2 separate regions of the Homo sapiens genome follow, and region 2 is linked to region 1. Evidence: read pairs that join two places in POLR2A ChIA-PET (ENCODE). Cell type or tissue: B cell. All regions are shown on one strand. Each heading gives the region's core, and the rest is flanking DNA. Links, peaks and the distances in the headings are about the cores only.

Region 1 (11,092 bases), core at 1,940-9,939:
CCCCCGCCCTTGCCCCCACCACCAAAGCAGCAGAAGAGGTATTTTCAAATGGCTCAAGTCTGAGTGAGTTGGTGACATTTAGATTTATGGCTGTTAATGTGACTCCATTTGTTCTCATAAACTTGAGAGACCTAGGGAAATTTGAGTAACAAAGATTTTGTCACTGAACTCTACAAGTTTATCTTTCATGGGGCAGGACTATCTTAATTAAAGAGTTCATTTTATCCACCACTAAGCAATTTCCATAGCATTTAAAATATTTATATGACACAGTGTCTGGATCCATCCTTGCAGATGGGAGAGTGGATTGAAGCTCTCGCTCAGCTGATATCTAAGTAGGCTCATGTCCACATGTCTTGGGCCCCAGACAGGAGACCTATCTTACTAGGCTTTCCCTCCTCAGTTAAAACACAAACAGGTGCTGGTAAGAGGAAAAAAAAGAAAAGAAAAGAAAAGAAAAGGACCTAAAGTACATAACCTAAACTTACTCATTTCCACCTTTTGTCTCTTTTCACAAAAAGTATTTGATAGACAGCCTCAAGGCTAAACTCTCTCTTGGCCACCTTCCTGCTAAACAAAGTGCTTATAAACAATTTGGTAACTGAACCATGTTTCAGATTACGTGGGATATGTCATAAAATTTTCCTAGGAATCCATTCCGGTTTTTTTAACCCCAGGGTTACATTCCACCAAAGCTCCCCTTCCATTTTTGGAAGGAAATACCAATTACTTGGTGGGAAAAATGTTACCCTATCAATACAAATTGAATACACGTTCAAAATTATAGATATTGATTATATATATGTATATATATGTATATATATGTGTGTGTGTGTGTATATATATATATATATTACCATGGTGAAACTACACAGTCTGTGTTTGGCATAGGAAAGGCCAATCTACCACCACACCCACCATGCACACACACATGCACACACACAACTCTGTTGTTCAGAGCTTTCCAATGAGCCAGAAAGAGACTTCTTGCTAACATTTAAGGAAGACTTTGTCCTGGATAGATGATAATTGGGACCAAGAATTTTCTCATGAATTCAGAAACTTAATGAAAAAAAATTATCTATAAACAATTACTCCAAGAAAAGTTACAGGCCAGGTGCAGTGGCTCGCACCTGTCATCCCAGCACCTTGGGAGGCCAAAGCACGCAGATCATTTGAGTCCAGAAGTTTGAGACCAGCCTGGGCAACATGGCAAAAACCCATCTCTGCAAAAAAAATTAAAAAATTATCTGGGCATGGTGGCACGTGCCTGTACTACTTGGGAGGCTGAGGTGGGAGGATCACTTGAGCCCAGGTGGTCAAGGCTGCAGTGAGCCAGATGATGCCACTGCACTCCAGCCTGGGCAACAGAGTGACAGCCTGTCCAAAAAAAAAAAAAAAGAAAAAAAAAATCAAGCAAGCACAAAAGAAAGAAAGAAAGAAGACAACGAAAAGAAAAAAAAGAGAAATTACAAGTGCACCAGAAAAGAATTACAAGACAAGGGAAAGAAGAGAAATATAAGCTACCAGGACTCAGGAAAAGAAGTGAAAGAGAAGAATAAAACTATCACAGAAACAAAAGACCGAATGGAGGAGCAAAACGCTATGAAAATTCAGCTAGAAGCCTGGAAGGTACATTTCAGAAAAATGAATGCAGTAACATGGAGAATAACAGTGAATTTTAAGACGAGAAGAAATAATAGATATAGAACAAATGCAGAAGAAAGTCAACATATGTATAATTGGCATTCAAATATATACACTAAAAAAAACTTTCCTAAACTGAAAATGTGAATTTATAGATTGAAAGACCATACTATGTTCTGGGAAAATGGATATAGTTTTTTCTAAACTATGCCCAATGTATGTTTACAGCCAAATGTATGTTCCTTGAGATATGAGGATGGGGGTTTTTGTCCTTTTTTGTTTATTGCTGTGTTCCCAGTGCTTAAAATAATGCCCCCAATGAACATTCAGTAAATGAATTGCTAAAGTAACAGATTAACCAATACCAACATATCCTATTAATAGTGCCATGCTTCAAAGATAAAGAGTTTCTGGTTATTCAGTAGAAAGATCAGATCATCCATTAAAAAATAACAGCATGTCTTTGCTATTGTGAATAGTCCTACAAGGGCCAAGTGTGGTAGCTCACACCTGTAATCTCAGAACTCTGGGAGGCCAAGACTGGAGGATCACTTGAGCCCAGGAGTTCGAAACCAGCCTGAGCAACACAGTGAGACCCTGAATCTACAAAAAAAATGTAGAAGTTTTAGAAAATAATGCTGTGATGGACATGTACACCATGGAATACTATGCAGCCATAAAAAAGAACAAGATCATGTCCTTTGCAGCAACATGGATGGAGCTGTAGGCCATTATCCTAAGTGAACTAACATAGTAACAGAAAATCATATACTGCATGTTCTCACTTAAGTGGGAGCTAAACATTGAGTACTGGGGCCTACCTGAGGGTGGAGGGTGGGAGGGAGGTGAGGATCGTAAAAACTTCCTATCAGATACAATGCTTATTATCTGGGTAATGAAATAATCTGTATACCAAACCCCTGTGACACACAATTTACCCATATAACAAACCTACACATCTACCCGTGAACTTAAAGCTAAAAAAATCAGATTGACTACAAACATCAGCACAGCAAGATTCAAAGCTAGAATACAATGAAACAATCTTGTGCCACATATGCTACTATGGTGTCCTCAGAGAAAGAAAACATGATTCAGGAACTTCATATCAACCCAAACTGTAGTCCAAATAAAGAACATGCATATATTTTCAAAACTACAAAAATTCAGCTACCTTGAAGAAAATACAGAAAGACCAAGTTTAGTAAACAAATGAGAAACAGAAGCAAAAACACCAATAATGAGCACTGAATACATTTATGTTTCGGGATTACAATTAAAACAACTATTGGAATTATGGTTGCGAAACAAAACAAATGCTATAAACCATTATAAAGCAGAAACTGTAAAACCCAATGAAGGTAAGAATGCGTTAAGTATCTTGATTTTCTCATTTTTTTGTAGTTGAAGGCCAAGAAAAGATACGTTTAAAGTCTGTAGCCCAGCTATTAGGGATACAAATAAGTGTGAAGTTATACAAGAACCCTCTAGAGAGAGGCTGTTGGCCAGAGGTAGCATCTGCTTCTTTGGTGGTCTTGGAGCTTGAGAGTGTTGATGTCATTTGGTGTGTGGGGACCAAAGATAATGAGCAAACTGTAAAATGCTTGACTGTCTTGGACAAAGACGATTTTTCTCATACAAACACTCACAGTGTCCCTACGGAACAGTAAAGCAGTAGAACTAATAATAGCAATAACCAGCCCAAATTGAATGGAGGAGAGAAGAGAGAGGATTTGGGAGAAAGTGGTTTTGTCATTACTCTTGGTGAAGAGTCAATTGATTATATCCGAAGAAATGTAGGATTGAATAAATTATATACAAATATGAGTGTTCTTTTGTACTATTTGACTTCCTTTTGTTCCATGTGCATATATTAACTAGTCAAAAAAAAATAGTTAAGCCAAGGCAAGAGGATTGCTTAAGGCCAGGACTTTGAGATCAGCCTGGGCAACATAGAGAGACCCCATCTCTACAAAAAATTAAAAAATAAAAAATTAGACAAACATGGTGGCTTGCCCCTGTCATCCCAGCTACTCAGGAGGCTGAGGTGGGAGGCTCACTTGAGCCTGAAATGTGGAGGCTTCAGTAAGCTGGAATTGCACCACTGCACTCCAGCCTGGGTGACAGAGTGAGATCCCAGCTTGAAAAAAACGGTTAAAAAGTAAAGATACTAGGGTCAGGGAAGAGGGTCGGGGGAAGGCAGGTAGGGAGAGGTGAGCTGGGGAAGCAAGTCATTTAGATACTGGAGGGGATGGATCCTGAGAGTATCCAGCATGCTGCCCTCTCTCTAGGGTTATATCTAGAAGGATGGGAGTGGACAATAAGACCGTCAGATTTCATACGAGTTTGGGATCTGAAGGTAGAGACCTGCCCCACTTCCCATCAGTCATCTGGAGTAACATGGTACCCATGGCATAGGGCTGCCCAGGCATCTTTGGTGGCAGAGGGACCTAAGTAGACCCAGAGAGCTTCTAGGGGATGTAGGATGTTATAGGAGAGCAGCTAACATTTCCCATAACCCTGAGAAGGGCATGGAAGTCAGATGGGAGAAAGCTGGGGAACTGAGGGCATCTCATGGTTGGAACAAGGGGACCCATGAGTCTTGCCAGAGACCACATGGAAGCTCAAACATCTTGGGAGTAGCCAGGGAGGAAGGATGCTGTGCCCAGAACCATGACGACATCCATGTTCCATCAGCCCACCACCACCGAAACAGAGATGAGACCCTGGCGAGAAGGTGGGAATGGGACTGCAGAAAGGAACATTTCAGAAGTAAGTAAATTTTAACCTAAAATGACCACATTTCTCAGAAATTGACCAGCATGATTTTTGCTGCCAGCCAAATGGAGGTTCAAAGTAGAGATTAAATTTCATATATATATATATATATATATATATATATATTTTTTTTTTTTTTTTTTTTTTTTTTTTTTTTTTTTGTTGAGACAGAGTCTCACTCTGTTGCCCAGGCTGGAGTGCAGTGGCACGATGTCGGCTCACTGCAACCTCCGCCTCCTGGGTTTAAGCTATTCTCCCGCCTTGGCCTCCCGAGTAGCTGGGATTACAGGTGCCCGCCACCACGCCTGCCTAATTTTTGCATTTTTAGTAGAGACGGGGTTTCACCATGTTGGCCAGGATGGTCTCGATCTCCTGACCTTGTGATTCACCCACCTCGGCCTCCCAAAGTGCTGGGATTACAGGTGTGAGCCACTGCGCCCTGCCTAAATTATATTTTTTTAAAAAGTTTCAGGTGCTCTGTGTGGAGGTTAAAGGTAGAGACCAGGGATGTAATACAGTCACTACACAGAAGCCCCTAGGAAGACAGGACTCAGTGTAGAAGAGAACTCCCTCATAAAAGGAGTGACATCTGGGTCAGGTCTTAAGGGTGAGATGGGGAAGGACATTCTAGGCAGAGGCAGCAGCAAGTTCAAAGCCATGAGGAGCCTGGCTCGACCAGAGAACAGCGTGTGGTCCAGCGTGGGTGGAACAGAAGGTGGGAGGTGAGAGGTGTTTCATGTTCCACTTATGCAGCCAAGAAACAATATTCAAGACAAGTCAAATTCCCTGATTCCTGTCGTGTTTCAGGGACACAGCTCACCTTCCCCTATGTGTGTACTTGGTCCAAACCACAGGGCCAGACGGGGAGCCAACGCCACCTCTCACGGCGATGCAGAGCCAGCTGAGAGGAGCCAGCTGGGAGAAGTTTCTTGGAGGACAGACATGCTTCCTGGGCCAAGAAATATCAGGAAGAAGCCAAGGAGGGGAGGGCTGGACAGCACAGCCAGCAAGACTGGTCCATTGACCCATTCCAGCCTGTCATGAGATGCCTGAGACGCTGACCCTCCGCCCAGAGCTGGCCAAATCTCTGCAGATGCAAAGCCAACTCCCAGGGCTTTACCACTTTGAGACTTTGACCGCCCATCCTTCCTGCCCCTGGCCCAGCCCACCCTCCTCCGTGCACAGAGATGAACGTTCAGCATGTTCTCTCCCACACTTGACCTAATCGCTTTGCTATGGAGACTTCCCCGACCCAGCAAGCAGCCCCACGCCTTCCTGCTGTGCTCTGATTGAGAACAGGCCCAAGCTATCCAGGCCTTCCAACAACCTTAACCTCTTCCTCCCCAGACCCAGGCAATCAGGAATGGTGGGGAGGAGAGACTTGAAGCATCTAAGTGACTCAACAGAGAATGTAATTATGATATCCAGTCAATTGGCTCTTGTTCTGAAGGAATGATGACACCGTACCCAGGCAAGCAGGGAGGAGATGGGCATAAGATGAGATGGGAGAGGCCATGTCATGCCTTGTATTGCAGGCCACGATGAGGAGCTGGGGGTTTCAGTCATATTGCAATAGGATGCCCTTGAATCATGGGTTTATTATAGGAGTTAGACCTTATGTCCTTGTGGGAAAAGCTGGTGAGGTAACACCTGTAAGGATCACTGGAAGATCAGAAAGATGTCACAGTGGAAACGATGAAAAAAATCTACGGAAGGCTGTTCTTTGTGTGTAGTGGTAAACCTGGGTCAGCCAGGGCAGGCTACAAAGAAAAGCTTGACACGAAGTGGGAAAAAGCAAACATGAATGGAGACCCAGGAAGCCACAGCAAAACCCATGAGGACAAATTGGAACCTGTCTGTCTTTCATACATCTGGAGTGACCTACAGAAGACGTCTGTGGGCTGGGTGCGGGTGGCTGACGCCTGTAATCTCAGCACTTTGGGAGAGTGAGGCAGGAGGACTGCTTGAGCCCAAATGTTCAAGACCAGCCTGGTTAACATGGAGAAACCCAATCCCTACAAAAAAATACAAAAATTAGCCGGGCATGGTGGTGTGTGCGTGTAGTCCCAGCTACTCAGGAGGCTGAGAAGTGAGAAGATTGTTTGAGCCCAAGAGGTCGAGGCTGCAGTGAGCTATGATTGTACCACTGCACTCCAGCCTGGGCAATAGAGTCCCTGTATCCAAAAAATTTAAAAATTTAAAAAACCCTCAGAGCTGCAAATGTAGGAGGTCCAATGTGAGGAGCAGGAGCTGTCGGTCTGACTGGCCTCAGGCAGATGAGGCCATGGGGATGGGGACAGATGCAGCTGTGGTGGCATCTAGAGCCTGCACCCATCTTCCAAATGTAACAGCTGCTGCTGCTGTCTGTCTCTTTCCAAATCTTGCACAAGTTACTCCTGTGGCCAGCCCTGACCTGGACACACAAAGGGGAGGGAATTCTGGGAGATATGACTCCAGCTTAGCTTGGTTGACACAGTACAAGCTACTGCAGAGTCCAAAACAGAGATGGAGTATAGAATAAATTGAGAGCTTTCTGTAATTCTGGTTTTGTTTAGTGTTACGAACGCGCTTGTATAAACTTAGGATTGTTTCTGAATGTGGTTTTGAGAAGTTGTATTTGTAGGAGTGATGGCATAGGATTTCTTTGTTCCCAATTTTTTTTTTTTTTGCATTTTTCCCTTTACTTGATAAGTGCATTTGCCTTCTGTTTTTCTTTTTGAGATCTACACACTTAAACCCTTTAATGGCTGTACCATTAGAAGTGCTTGATCTTAAAAAAATTGCAAGGGGATGCCATTGAAACCCTTTAAACTAGGAAAAGATGCAATCAAATTTACAATAAAAATATCACAGTGGCTGCCGTTTATACAATGGAGTGGCAAGGTGCAAAATTAAAACATGTAAACTGGTTAAGAGATTACTATGGAAGTTAAGAAACGAAACTGTGGTCATTTGGACTACAGGGGTGGATCAGTCAGCTATTGCCACAGTATTGCTGTGTAACTAACAAGCCCCTTAAAATAATGATAATTGGTAGGGAGCAGGTGGGATAGCTCTATTTCCTGCTGCAGCTCTGCCCTGTATGTCTGTCATTCTCCAGGCCCCAGAGGCTAGCCAGAGCATGTTCTCTTGATGATGTCTGAAGTGCAAGACAGCAAGCCCTGCCACACAAGCACATTTCAAGTCTTTGTGACAGCTCATTGGCTGAAGTCAGCCAACACGGCCAAGCCCAAGGTCAAGGCATATGGAAGAACATACCACCTTTAGTGGGAGGGGCTGCAAAGGCACATGGCAAAGGATATGGACTCAGGGTGAGTGAAGAACTGAGAAAAGTGATGCGATCTACTATCAGGGGTAACAGTGGATGTGGAGAGACAAGGGTAGACTCAGGAGGTGGTTGCAAGAAAAACCCACAACATGTGGTGATAGATTGAGTATGGAAAATGACAGAGAAGAAGGAATCACTCTGACAGCCAGGCTTTGAGAGAGGCTGATGGGGCTGGAGGAGAAGCATCTTTGGTGGAGAGGGACGGCAATGTTTCCAGTTTGAGAGGCATCCCGTGGTGGCTTCAGGTGAGTAGAGGGTCCTAAGTTCTGGAACTTGGAAACAAGGTCCAGGTAAAGGTTTAGAATAGTCATTGGCTTGTCAAAGCCTACCAAGTGCTTTGTGAAGTATTTGCTTGTGGCAATAACTTGTGACACCACAGGAGATCTGTCCTCCTTTCCCCAGCCCCACACCCTGCCACGGACCTCTGAAGACACCAGACCCCACGTGATTAAGTTCAAGGGGCATCATGCTGCCATGTGAGAAGACGATTCTCACTCAGGATCAGAGAGGCTGAAAGGAGATATCTGCATTTGGGTGGAGAGAGGGTTTTTGCTATTTCGTTTTGAGAAAATTATTTTTAGAAGCTTCAGAGTGATGGGCAACTTCTTCTTATCTCCACTCTTAGAAGGAGACATCTGTGAAATTCAGTGGTAATTGTGTGTGTCATAGTTCCTTCAAATGCAGACACTGAGACATAGACTCGAATGCAAGCTGCAGAGCTGGAAGGTGCACGGTGGGGAAGTGAAGGACCCCCACATGGGGTGTGTGGAGCAGGTTACCATCGTGGGACACTGGGAGGGCGCAGTCCCACCGGGAACTCTGGGAAAGTGTAGAGCATGGTTCTGCTACCCCACTTGAGGGAATAAAGAGCTGACACTGATCCCTTCAATCATGAGTTGAGGGCTGCCCTGCGGGCATTATCCCCTGGCACTTCCTGTTTGTTCAAAATGTTCCCATGGGCAGCTTCAGTCAGGTAAGTGCTGACAGGAGGTGGGTGGACACTGCCAGCATCTCCCACAGTGGGGAAAGAGGTCATCCTGTCCATCACACAGAGAGCACGAAAAGGAACCCTCCACCCTGCAACGCGGCCAGAGCCACAGGTGTTGGGAGGAGGGAAAATAGTGATCACTTCCAGAGTTTCTGGGAGCCATGGGTTCTCCCTGGGATGCCCTGATGTAGAGGCACCTTAAGAGAGCATTCCAGGGATGCACGTGGATTGTTCCCCTAGGGTGGGATTGACAGGGGGGTAGAATGTGACTTCAGTTCTGGGGGAAGTGCCCCACTCAAGAATGCAGGTTCTTTGGCTATCCCAGATGAGAGAGGCAGCCTAAGTGGCCCTGAGGTGAGAGAAAAGGCCACTTGGACATCAGTAGCCACACAATTACTGATGTGTGTGTTCCTGCCTCTCCCACTTCTGGGGTACACCTGCCTTCCGTTGAGCAAACTCCCATGATGCCCAAGCCTTAAGCAGAGGAAAAGCAAGACGTACAGATACTTGAGGCCAAAATCTGTCAGTGTTGGAAACTGTTCTCTGCAGCTGCAGGGGAATGCAAGTGGGCCAGGGGGATAGAGAACAGGAATCTGAATGCACAGTCAGACAGGGCCGTGGAACACCCCCAACCCCTAGGCACCATACTGTGGCCCCATGCTCTATGGGGCTGGTGAGCCTGGAGTGAGGGAGGAAATTAGTGGGTGGGGTGTGGCAGTGGAACTGTACCAAACAGATCCTGAGTAGGACTGGAAGCCCCCTACCAAAATGCCTGTGCTGGGGAAGACCAAAGGAAAATTCTAATGAGTTCTCAACATCAAGAGAAGAGCAATCATAAAACAAATGTTTCATTTTTGAAACATTCAATTTGTGCTTCTGCTACCTCAGATGAGAATACGAACCATGGCCATGGGGAGAGTGGGCAGCCTGAAGAGAAAAAAGACCCGAGGTAGGGTCTGCTAGTTGGGGTGGGAGCTTCCCTTTAAAACCTTTTGTAATTTCCCCATCTGTAAGATTACGTCCTGAAGGTTCATCACGGCTGATGTCTTAATGTGGCTTCACCCAACAGCAGCCCCTGCGTATTATCTATTGCTACAGAACAAATTACTGCAAAAGTTTGCAGCTTAAAACAATAACAAACACTCATTATTTCTTACAGTTATTGTGGGTTATGGATTTGGGAGCAGCTCAGCTGAGTGGTTCAGGCTCAGGGGCTCTCACTGGGTTGCTATCAGGATGTCAGCTGGAGCTGCAATCATCTGAAGGCTTGACTGGGGCTGGTGAATCCACTTCTAAGATGGCTCAGGCAGATGGATATTGTCAGAGGGCCTTGGTTCTGTCCCTTGATAGGCATGCTTGCATGCATCCATGGCATGATTCAAAAGAACAAGGTGGAGATTTGTAAAGTCTTTTATGACCTAGCCTTGGAAGACACACATCACAGCTACTGTAGTCTATTCCTTAGAAGCAGTCACTAAATCTGCCCGTACTCAAGAGGAGGGAAATTAGCTCCATCTATTGAAGGGAGGAGTGTCAAAGAATTTGTGAATATATTTTCAAATCACCACACCTTGAGACAAGAATTTGGGTGCACATGGTTCCCCCTGTAGGCAACTGCAGCTCAATCCTGTAGGTCCTCTGCGATACTGTGTGGAACATTCCTCTGAATCATCCTATCGGAGGGTAGAAGGCTGGGGCATTTTCCCACTAAGTCCCGCCTTGCATTGTTAAGATTAAGATCCTGCCTCCCTCACTTCCAGGATATACCTGCTGTCAGCTGAGGAAACTCCCATGATACCCAAACCTTAAGCAGAGGAAAAGCAAGATGTACAGATGCTTGAAGCAGGAAGCTGTCAGTGTGCTGGAAACTGTCCTCCTTTGCAGCTGCAGGGGAATGCAGGTGGGCCAGGGGTGTAGAGAACGGGGAGAGAACATCATCTGCTGAGGCCTACAGGGCAGCCCATTAGCCAGCCCTTGCTAGAGGCTCCATTTTCATTACTTACTTCTCTCTGTTCACATTGTATGCACCAACAAGGCTGAAGTGCTTGTTGCTCCCTGCACCTGCTCTGCTGTTTTATGCTTCCTTGACTTTGCTCAGTCAGCTGCCAGACCCCAGCATGAACAAAAAATTAGAAGAGCTCCTAGAAAGAGTTGAGAATAGCACCAAAAAAAAATTTCTGGAACTAAAAAATTTAGTTTTATCATGAATATTTACATACACACAGTAAAACATATAATAGATCTCCATATGCCATCAGCCGGATTTAACAGCCATAAAGATTTTGCCACACATGTTTCATCAACTTCTTGTCTTCTGTCAGTAATTTTTCCCATTAACCTTTAAAACTGTG
Region 2 (11,092 bases), core at 1,063-9,062, 110 kb before region 1:
GCTGTGTTTTGCCTTTTTTTTTTAATATAAGGAGCAATGTGGCATCAGAGTTGAACATTTTATCAGAGGAACATTAGCCACTTTTAGGGAAGCTGCAGCAGGGTGGTGGAGGGTGTGTGAGGGGCGAAACAAGCTCCCTGTCAGCCTCCTCCAGCTCTGGGGCCCCATGGCCTCACAGTAAGTCTTTGCCTAGGAGACAGCTTAGGCAAGCTCCGGTATGGGAACTCCTTCCATTTCCCTAATCCACACAGGCAAAGACCCAGGTGCTAGAATGCCCTGACAGTCGGCCTTGGGAAGTGGATTTCCTTGATGGCTATTGTAGATTCAGGAGCCGAATGTGACAGGCAACCTTAAGGTGTGGGGTGAGGGGCTTTTCCATGACATCAGTGGCAGCCCTTCGGATGTCCCAGGGCCACCTTGACCCGGGACCCTCCTGGTGTTCCCCCAGGCCCTCCTGTCTTCCCTTTCATCTCGTTTTCTCCGAAATTCCTCAAGGGCCCTGCCCTTTGCCCTTTGCCCAGCTCAGGGGGCATCATACCCAGTGAGTGAAAAGCACAGTGTGTGAGCACTGTCTTCTCCTGAAACCCAGATGGGCAGTGGGGCATGGCTAGTGGACACATGCAGTGCAGCATTAGACAGAGCCCAGTGCAGGTCTGCCACCTCCCCGCTGTGCAGCCTTGGGCAAATTACTTAACTTCTCTGAATCCCAGGACAACATTTATAACATGGGGATAATAATGTACCTACTCTATGTGAGAATTAAGTTAGGCAATGTCAGAGAAGAGCTTAACACGGTGGCAGGCATGAAGAAAGTATGCAATAAAAAGCCAGTAGGATAAGCAGATGGTCACACTGTCCCCCAGGGGTGAGATTGGAAAGGATGCCTGGAGCACACTTGACCCCTGGACATAGGGGAGGCAGGGGTCCCTTTGCTACGTTTCCATCTTTCCCTTCCTTCCTCCTCCTCTCTCTCTCATTACTGCAAAGCCCTTTAGGATCAGCAGCCAGTGAATTCCTCAGAATGGATGGCAGAATGCCCCCAAGACAGTGCCAGCTCAGAGCAATAAAGAACAAAGAGGGGAGATTGAAAGTACAATCTAAAGTCGGCACAGTGGCTCGTGCCTGTAATCTCAGCACTTTGGGAGGCTGAGGTGGGAGGATCACTTGAGCCTGGGCAACATAGTGAGACCCCGTTTCTACAACATGTATTTAAAAATTAGCTGGGTGTGGTAGTGTGTGCCTGTAGTCCCAGCTACTCCGGAGGCTGAGGCAAGAGGATTGCTTGAGCCCAGGAGTTCAGGGCTGCAATGAGCTATGATCATGCCACTGCACTCCAGCCTGGGCAACAGAGTGAGATCCTGTCTCTAAAATATGTGTGTGTGTGTGTGTGTGTGTGTGTGTGTGTGTGTATGTGTGTGTGTCTGTACATATACGTATATATATATGTGTGTATATATACATATATGTGTGTATATATGTATATATGTGTGTGTATATACGTGTATATATACATATATATGTGTATATATATACGTGTATACACACACACACACACACACACATATAGTCCATGCCCACCAGCATTTGATTCCAACTCTTCTATTGTATTTTCCTCCCAGGGATTTCTTGATTTGAAAGACTTGGGAGTATCAAAGAAAACCTACATGTATTAAGTCACCACTCCTTTATTTTCCCATGCGTATTCAAAGCCACTATAATTGCCCTTTGCCATTCTTACCTGTCTCGGAAACCGGGACCAGAGCCCTGAGTGAATGTAATCCTAGCAATAGCAAAGGAGCTCGGTGTTTGAGTTAACCCTGCACAACCCAAACATGGGGAAACAATTATGCTTTTGAGACCACATAAATAGCACAAGGATGCGATTCCTTCCTTAAAATCTCCTGCACTTGGGAGGGGGCAGGGGAGCCCAGGCAGGCCTGGTGGGGAGCTGACCCACCGCCGTTTCTCTGGCAGGTTCTGACGCGATGAGGAAGCACCTGAGCTGGTGGTGGCTGGCCACTGTCTGCATGCTGCTCTTCAGCCACCTCTCTGCGGTCCAGACGAGGGGCATCAAGCACAGAATCAAGTGGAACCGGAAGGCCCTGCCCAGCACTGCCCAGATCACTGAGGCCCAGGTGGCTGAGAACCGCCCGGGAGCCTTCATCAAGCAAGGCCGCAAGCTCGACATTGACTTCGGAGCCGAGGGCAACAGGTACTACGAGGCCAACTACTGGCAGTTCCCCGATGGCATCCACTACAACGGCTGCTCTGAGGCTAATGTGACCAAGGAGGCATTTGTCACCGGCTGCATCAATGCCACCCAGGCGGCGAACCAGGGGGAGTTCCAGAAGCCAGACAACAAGCTCCACCAGCAGGTGCTCTGGCGGCTGGTCCAGGAGCTCTGCTCCCTCAAGCATTGCGAGTTTTGGTTGGAGAGGGGCGCAGGACTTCGGGTCACCATGCACCAGCCAGTGCTCCTCTGCCTTCTGGCTTTGATCTGGCTCACGGTGAAATAAGCTTGCCAGGAGGCTGGCAGTACAGAGTGCAGCAGCGAGCAAATCCTGGCAAGTGACCCAGCTCTTCTCCCCCAAACCCACGCGTGTTCTGAAGGTGCCCAGGAGCGGCGATGCACTCGCACTGCAAATGCCGCTCTCACGTATGCGCCCTGGTATGTGCCTGCGTTCTGATAGATGGGGGACTGTGGCTTCTCCGTCACTCCATTCTCAGCCCCTAGCAGAGCGTCTGGCACACTAGATTAGTAGTAAATGCTTGATGAGAAGAACACATCAGGCACTGCGCCACCTGCTTCACAGTACTTCCCAACAACTCTTAGAGGTAGGTGTATTCCCGTTTTACAGATAAGGAAACTGAGGCCCAGAGAGCTGAAGTACTGCACCCAGCATCACCAGCTAGAAAGTGGCAGAGCCAGGATTCAACCCTGGCTTGTCTAACCCCAGGTTTTCTGCTCTGTCCAATTCCAGAGCTGTCTGGTGATCACTTTATGTCTCACAGGGACCCACATCCAAACATGTATCTCTAATGAAATTGTGAAAGCTCCATGTTTAGAAATAAATGAAAACACCTGAGCTGGTGGCTGTGTACTTTGACTGGTACATGGAGGCTATTTTAATCCTTCTAACTAAACTAAAATAGATTAAAGGAATTAAACTAAAATACAAGTAAAGCTAGACAAAGGCCCAGAAATCATACTGTAAGGAAATGTTATTGGAAGCTGATTCCCAGAGCAGACCACATATACAGCAGGATGTGCCTGTGGCATGAAGATTTTCTTTCTCTTTTTTTTTTTTTTTTAGATGGAGTTTTACTCTTGTTGCCCAGGCTGGAGTGCAACGGCATGATTTTGGCTCACTGCAGCCTCTGCCTCCCAGGCTCAAGCACTTTTCCTGTCTCAGCCTTCCGAGTAGCTGGGATTACAGGTGTGTGCCATCATGCCTGACTAATTTTGTATTTTTAGTAGAGACAGGGTTTCACCATGTTGGCCAGGCTGGTCTTGAACTCCTGACCTCAGGTGATCCACCCACCTGGGCCTCCCATAGTGCTGGGATTCAATTTTTTTTTTTTTTTTTTCAAAAGAAGGGTAAGTGCTTGCTGTTCCCATCCCTGAAACATTGCATGTATTTAAGAAAAACAAAATGTTAGTGGCATATTTGCTTCTAATGTTCCCCTAACCCTACATGCATGTTTTATGTGCACTCATATGAGTATCTTTAAATATAATCCCTTTACATCTGTGTTCTATGCAAAGTCTCTCATTTCTTTCAAGACAGCCTAATGAAGGCCATCATCTCTGTAAACCACTTGTCACTACAAAAATACAATTACTCACCAAAAAGCTTTAAAAAATAAAGCTGTGTCTTTAGGGAGACCCAATAAAGAATGCAATCCATGCCATAAGCAGGAGTTGATACACCACCTTATTAGCTAAAAATATATATAACACAATATGAGTAATGTTTAAGATCTGTTTTAAATTTAAAACAATGAATTGAATGCTCTAAGAGGCTCCTACAGGCGCTCCAGGCCACTCTCAGAGACTCCCAGGAGTTGTTGAACTATATTTGGAGAAAACAGCCACTGAATATTATCATTTCTCCTTTAAAGAGAGTTTGTAAGGGGGGAACATGCATTTTATCAGACAATTTATCCAAAGCATTGCAGAACATGAGTGCTGATGAGGGCACCTCTTGTGCTGAGTCCCCTCAGCTATCAGTGTTCTTCTCAAGGACACATTTGGAAGGTTTTAACATTGAAAGTGAGCGGAGGACTTGGGGGCAGAGCAGCACAAAGAAACAGCCTTACACTGGGCACATGGAGGAGACGTCCACCCTGCAGCCAGGACTGGGGTTCACGTCACTGCCAGAGCTACACTCGCCTTCTGCTTCCACGGTCCTGTTAATTCTAGATCAGAGAGCAAGAAAAAAGTACAGAACATATCCTCTACGGTTATTTCCTGCTTTCTAATTAAAAAAATAATAACCATGGCAAGAGAGAAAGAAAGAGAAAGTACTCAGAGGCTGACACTGACATTTCACTTCCTCGCTCTCCTAAGTTTAATTACAACAGCACGTGCAGCCACGTCAGCCAAATGACTTCATTTCTGATGTGAAAACGCTTAGGCCATGATGTCGTTCATTTTCTGTAATTGCTGCCTTTTCTCATTCTGTTAATAGTCCCGGCAACCAGATTTCAGTGGGGCATGACGTGAATGTGTATATGGTGATTCAAATGCAAAATTTGTTTATGGGGCTTTTAATCGAACGCGTGTGTGCCTGAACATTCTTGCTCAAGTTGATGAATCATGGGGTGGAATAAAGGCTGAGTTTAGTTTTTCACTTTAGCAAAGGGGCAATGGGGTGCCTACTATGTGCGAGACATTGGGAGGGGCTTCTGAATTATTCTGGATATCGTCATTTTGCAGTGTGCATAATTTTGCCAACCGTTGCTTTCGTAGCCCCTGCTAAGTGTTGACTTTTTAAAATATAAGTTTATTGTAAAAGTGACATGAAAATTACAACAGATATTCCAGACCAAAATAATACAACAATCCCAGCATCTGATTGAGTCAGTGTTTGCTGTTTCCCCTGCACTTTCCTAGTTCTTAAGCATTTGCGTATGTAAACATTCATATTTGCAATAAAAAAGTGAGCTTTTATATTCTAAATTTTTACTTAACTTAATTCAATGCTTTCTACTCATTTTTCTATACTTTTTTTTTTGAGGCAGAGTCTCATTCTGTTGCCCAGGCTGGAGTGCAGTGGCGTGATCTTGGCTCACTACAACCTCCACCTTCCAGGCTTAAGCGATTCTCATGCCTCATCCTCCCAAGTAGGTGGGATTACAGGTGCCCACCACCAAGCCCTGCAAATTTTTTTGTATTTTTAGTAGAGACAGTGTTTTGCCATGTTGGCCAGGCTGGTCTCGAACTCCTGACATCAGGTGATCCACCTGCCTCGGCCTCCCAAAGTGCTGGGATTACAGGTGTGAGCCACCACGCCCTGCCTACTCTTTGTTTTCTTTCCTCCCCACCCATTTTCCCCCGTCCTGTCCCCTCCTTCCAGCCTGAGATGTAGGCTCCACCTTAACTGTGCTCAGATACACAAGTGAGGGCTTTTTAACTTGATTATGCCTTTTAAAAATACTATGTATGTAAAATATTTATTCATCTGCAATTTGGCTTCCCTAACTTAACATTGCATCATGAAACTCTTTGGAACAACAGCTATCTAGATAGCTGACTCATTCTTTTGGATTGCTACGTAATCTCACTTAATACAGATGTATCATGATTGATTGAATCATTGCCTTGTTGATGGGCCTTCAGATTATTTCCAGTTTTTTGCCACTGCAAACAATAAACATCCTTGTACATACTACATTGCAGTCTGGTACTTCTGTTTCTGTGGAATAGATTCACACGTGCAAAATTTCTGGAACAAAGCCTGTGTGTAATTTAAATTTTACCAGCCATGACCGGGCTATGCTCGCACATAGCTGGAGCAAATCCTATTCCCACCAGCTGTTTACGGCATTAATTTGGAAGAGTTTCTGTCATTTAACTATGAGAAGCCACCTTTTCTACAAATGTTGCCTACACATCTTCTCTCTTTTGCAAACGGCACACCTAAAGCTCTCTAAAACTTTCGGCCATGAGGACCATTTGAAAATCCTCCTAAAACTGTTAGCAATTCTCATTCTAAACCTGGTCCTTGGCCCAAAACATCTGCATGAGAAGCCTGGAAAACAGGCAGTGAGTGTGTAGGCTTCCAACTCAGAGGGTGGTGTGTCTGCACAGCTCCACACACCCCAGCAACTGGGAAGGCTTGAGGTGAGGTTATGCCCTGGCCTTTTTACTGACTTTTACTAAAATTACACATGCAAGTATTTGCATTCCAGCCAGAATACCCTCTAGATCCAAAAGCTCAAAAGGAGCAGAGAATTGAGAACACTATTAAAGTAGCCCATGCTGTTCCTCCCCTCCAGGCTCTGGCAGACAACCAGCATTTCCCTGGTGCCCCTCACACCCTACCTTGCTTAGGATATGCCTGACAATGTCTAGAAACTTCACCCTCTGGTCCTAATAGGGTGTCCCAGGCAGTGACCTTAAGTTTGTCTTGAGCCGCCCACACGCTCTACCTCAAGTTTTCTGACAACAAGTGACTGGATTGGGGTGGTGGCTGATTGGGTCAAGGACCCCAGGCCCTACATCGTACCTATGGTGTGGTCACATCTTTTTCCTGCACCCAAGACTTTTTTGTCATGGCTGTAGATGGATGGACACGTGCACCCTAAGCTGTCTCTGTGTTGCTGCATGACACATCCTGAGTCTACCAGAGTCTCTACTGAAATGTGACAGCAGGGCCCATGTGCCTTCATGTAACCAGCACTGTCACAGACCACACCTGCCAGGCGAGTGATCAAGACTTACACAGACATGGCATCATGACCAGTTTCAGTTTTTCTGGCTCAGACACCACTCTGTTGAGGAACAGACTTCTTGGTGAGCCTGGCTCAGGCCAGAGGCTAAGAGTTTGCTGTCTCCCCAGAGGCCACGAGTCAGAGAAGAGCGAGGGCTTCCTCTTCCCTTATCCTCAGTGCTGGCAGAAGACCCCATTTCAGTGGGCACCCAGCTTCCCCAGTGGAAGAAAAAGGAGCCCAACCCTCATGCCTCTGGGAATGCATCCCTACAAAATGGGAATAACTCAGATATTCCCTGCAAAATGAGACTAAAATACTATGACTTTGAGAAATCTCAAAGCACATTCCAGATCATCCAAAGACTGCCCCGGAAAAACAGACTCAGCTTTGGCAAATGGGAGCCTTCCCCTGGGCCCGTGGCTTTAGGGAGCCTCACTTTGGAGCAGGAGCATGCACGGGGAAGCGACCGAGATTCCACCCCCAGAGCACTAAAGCCCCGAGGCCTCCCTCCCACAGTGAGCCCCAGACCCCAAACAGAGGGTGGAGAATGTGCTCCTCTGGCATTGGATGAGAGGCCTTAGACTGAAATGAGCCCCATGCACTGACCATGCCCCTTCTAAAGGGATCTTCCTGGTCAGCACAAAGCTGACCCCCCAAAAGAGCTCATCCTCCAATACTCAAGTGTCATCCCTGTTCCCTGGACTGAACTGTAATGGGCACACAAATTCCCTGGAATCTTGGTGAAATGTACCTTCTGCTTCAGCAGGTTTGGGGTGGACCAGATTGTACGTTCCTTTTCTTTTCTTTTTTCTTTTTTTTTTTTTTTGAGTCAGAGTTTCAGTCTTGTTGCCCAGGCTGGAGTGCAATGGTGTCATCTCGGCTCACCACAACCTCTGCCTCCCAGATTCAAGCGATTCTACTGCCCCAGCCTCCTGAGTAGCTGGGATTATAGGCATGCACCACCACGCCAGGCTAATTTTGTATTTTTAGTAGAGACAGGGGTCTGTCCATGTTGGTCAGCCTAGTCTCGAACTCCGGACCTCAGGTGACCCGCCTGCCTCGGCCTCCCAAAGGCTGGGATCACAGGCGTGAGCCACCCCGCTGAGTCCCAGATTCTACATTTCTAGCAAGTGTCACTGCCTCCTCCAAGATGCCCTGTACCCTAAACTGAACTTCATCCCTCCATCCGCCCCTCCCGCCCTCCCATCCGTCCTGGGGATTCCCAGATCTTGTTTTAATGCAAACCCTTTTGTGAGAAAGCATTGCTTTCTTAAACAATGCAAATTGTTTTGACTCCAACAGGTTTGGCTATAATCTGTCGAAGGAAATTGGCAGAAGGCCAGAGAGGAACTAGAGGAAGCTGGAAGCAGGCAGTTCAAGGCCACATGAACTCACACAGCTGCCCTCCCTTGATGGTGGGAGGTGGGTGGTGGGGAGGGAGAGGGGAGGTACTGGTTGCGGGGAGGAGACCTTCCATACACCCCGTGTCCAAGGGAGAATTACATGCACAGGCTTATCAGAGGTGACACCAGCATCCAGCAGGGAAGGGTGTTTTGCAACCAGGGGCTCCATGCTCAAAAAAATAACATTCAGCACCAAGGAGAGGGATTTTCAAGAACGAAGCAGAGGGTAAGGTGCAGGCAGGGTCCCGGCTAGGTGCAAGCCATGTCGGTTGTGGTGTGCTGGAATTTCGAAATCTGTAATTAAGATTCTAATTTTTTTAATTGGCTGTTTTGGTTCGGGGCTACTTAGCAATCAAGAACAAAATGGAGGCGCTTATGACGTCTCTTAAATATCGTTTATTCCTGTCGTGCCCAAGCCAAATCATGTCATCACCTCTGATTTCCTGGGGCAAACAAATAGAGGAAGCAGGAAGCAAAGGGCTGGTGGGTTTTCCTTAGCTTTGGGCCCACTTGGGATAGCCAAACAGTGGAAGCCTCCACCCAAAGTTAACGGGCTTTCTAGGCTCATTTGCACAAGAGCAGACTCCAAGAAGTTTCTTCTGGAATTTCAAATGTGATGTGGTCTGCAAATCTGCTCCCTGTCAGCTAAGAAGATGTTGACCTGTGCAGATGGCTGTTTCCAGAAGTCGAGCTGTCAGACTCTTTCCAAGGGCAGGACCCAGGCCTCCCCCATCTGTCTGTGGAGCCCTCATAAGCAGCATCCTGCCTTAGAGATGGGTTTTACTTAGAATTACAGAACATTTTTCCTCTGGGCATTATCTCAGCTCCTAACTTATGTTTAACATTTGAGCCAATGTCCTTCTTTGCCTCATCTTGGGCATTTTGTGGATTTGTTCATGCTTCCACTCGACAAACATGCATTCAATTCCTGCCATGAGTCTGTCTGCTCCGTGCGGGAGCTGTAATGGTGGGCAACAGAGGCAACGTGCCTGCTGTTAGGTGTTTTGTTCTGGTGGCACACGCATGCATGTATAACCAGAGGTGTGCTAGTGTACCAGCTCTATGCCCGAGTAGGGGTGAGGGAGCCCTAATTTGTACTATTTGCCAATTTCTATGATGTAAATGGTGACCCAGCCAATTTCAAGTTACCCACACTCACTGAATGTGGAGTTAATAGAGATGTGTATGTTCATCTCTCAGAAGCCTGTTTGACCTGCTCCAGCACAATTAATTTAATTTAACTGTTTACTTTGTAACCTTTACACATATTAATTCACTCCTATAAACAATATCATAGCTCTTCCAAATCAGAGCTGAAGTCATCTCAACCGGGAGGCTATTGATGGATTGGCGATGGTCCTCCAGGTCGCTCTCCCTTCCATGCAGACACCTAGGTGAAAGCCAAGCCCCAGGTAGGCACAGGAAGAGCCGAGGCCAGAGCGGAAGAGAAATGGCACATGGAGCTGCCACTGGAGTTGAGGATTATTTAGCAGTAAATCTTTTTTGATTTTCTATTGCATGCCTGGCAGTCCACTGGAATCTGCAGATGCCACAATGAATGAGTCACTGCCACTGCCTTCAAGGTGCTCACAGTCTGATGCAGAAAGGATAATGGCCATGCAGTATGGGGAAGTGTTGTGTTAGACATGGGAATTAGCAAGAAAGGTTTGCTAGAGAAGGGAAGTCTGAAAGGATGGATGGAGGCATCCAGGTGGAGAAGATGGGAAAGATGTAGAATCACTGCAAAAAAGAAAACAAGACTATGCTGCATTCAAGGAGCTGCAAGCGGTCCAGTACAGTGGGGATGTGGGCACGGATGGAGGAGAGCGACAAGATGAGGCCAGAGAATGAAAGGAGCAAGATCTGCAAAGATCCCTCTGGCTTGCCGTATGTTCTCTTGGGAAGCACTTCGCAAACCATAACGGGCACACAAATTCCCTGGGATCTTGGCAAAATGCAGCTTCTGCTTCGTCAGGTTTGGGATGGACCAGATTCTACATTTCTAACAAGCTCCCTGGTTATGTTGATGCTGCTGGTCCATGGACTATCGTTTGTATAGTAAGGGTGTAACGAAGAGGAGGGCACTGAAGGGTGTTAGGAAGGTGGATTCCACGATCAGGCTTGCATTTCTAAAGATGACTCTAGGTGCTGGGGGCAGGATGGGCTGCAGGCAGCCACAGCTGCAGGAGCAATGGAAGAGAAAAAGAAGGTTAAGAGTTAAGTCTAGGTTAGGTGCGGTGGCTCATGCCTCTTATCCAAACACTTTGGGAGGCTAAGACGGAAGGACCACTTTACCCAGCAGTTCGAGACCAGCCTGGGCAACATGGCGAGACCCTGTCTCTACAAGAAATAAAAACTCAGCCAGGCGTGGTGATATGCACCTGTAGTCCCAGCTACTTGGAAAGCTGAAATGGGAGGATCGCTTGAGCCCAGGAGGTCAAGGCTGCAGTGAGCCATGATCCTGCTGTTGCACTCCAGCCTGGGCAACAGAGCAAGACCCTTCTCAAAAAAAAAAGAATGAGTTAAATCTGGCATGTTGATGAGCTTGAGGGATCCCATTTGGGTTCCGCTTTTTGTCAGGCTTCTTGTCCTCACCACCTGTCTCACTTGTTTCTCCTCCCAAGGTGGATGTGGAGCCCCCAGGATTCTTCCTACTCCAGGACATCTTCTCAGGCCTCTGTGTGCCAGCTTGTGCAGCATGACTTGGCTTTACAGAATTGGGCAAAGTCATGCTTAATGTCACTCAGTCCTGT

The links. Peaks named below come from ENCODE experiments on the same cell type or tissue, not always from the same donor. Only the 100,000 strongest peaks of a DNase experiment are listed, where the experiment ranks them.
Region 2: POLR2A ChIA-PET joins it to region 1 with 5 read pairs; 4 of 35 experiments call an interaction of 5 or more read pairs at or near these places.

The regions. Positions count from the first base shown.
Region 1 is chr20:4,830,330-4,841,421 of GRCh38, forward strand. No RefSeq gene overlaps it. Among named protein-coding and RNA genes, the nearest start is that of RASSF2, 12 kb to the left of the region's middle. RefSeq lists an enhancer at 5,472-5,971. In B cell, for the core only: no CTCF peak of the experiment used is centred there; no DNase peak of the experiment used is centred there.
Region 2 is chr20:4,722,567-4,733,658 of GRCh38, forward strand. It overlaps PRND (prion like protein doppel), which reads left to right. Exons shown (of 2, transcript NM_012409.4): 2 at 1,975-5,894. The coding sequence starts at 1,986. The coding sequence ends at 2,516. PRNT (prion locus lncRNA, testis expressed) reads right to left here. Exons shown (of 2, transcript NR_024269.1): 2 at 8,716-10,519. Among named protein-coding and RNA genes, the nearest start is that of PRND, 6.2 kb to the left of the region's middle. RefSeq lists enhancers at 4,487-4,576, 6,941-7,050. In B cell, for the core only: no CTCF peak of the experiment used is centred there; a DNase peak (open chromatin) is centred at 4,605; H3K4me3 peaks cover 1,134 bases; H3K27ac peaks cover 2,312 bases; H3K27me3 peaks cover 386 bases.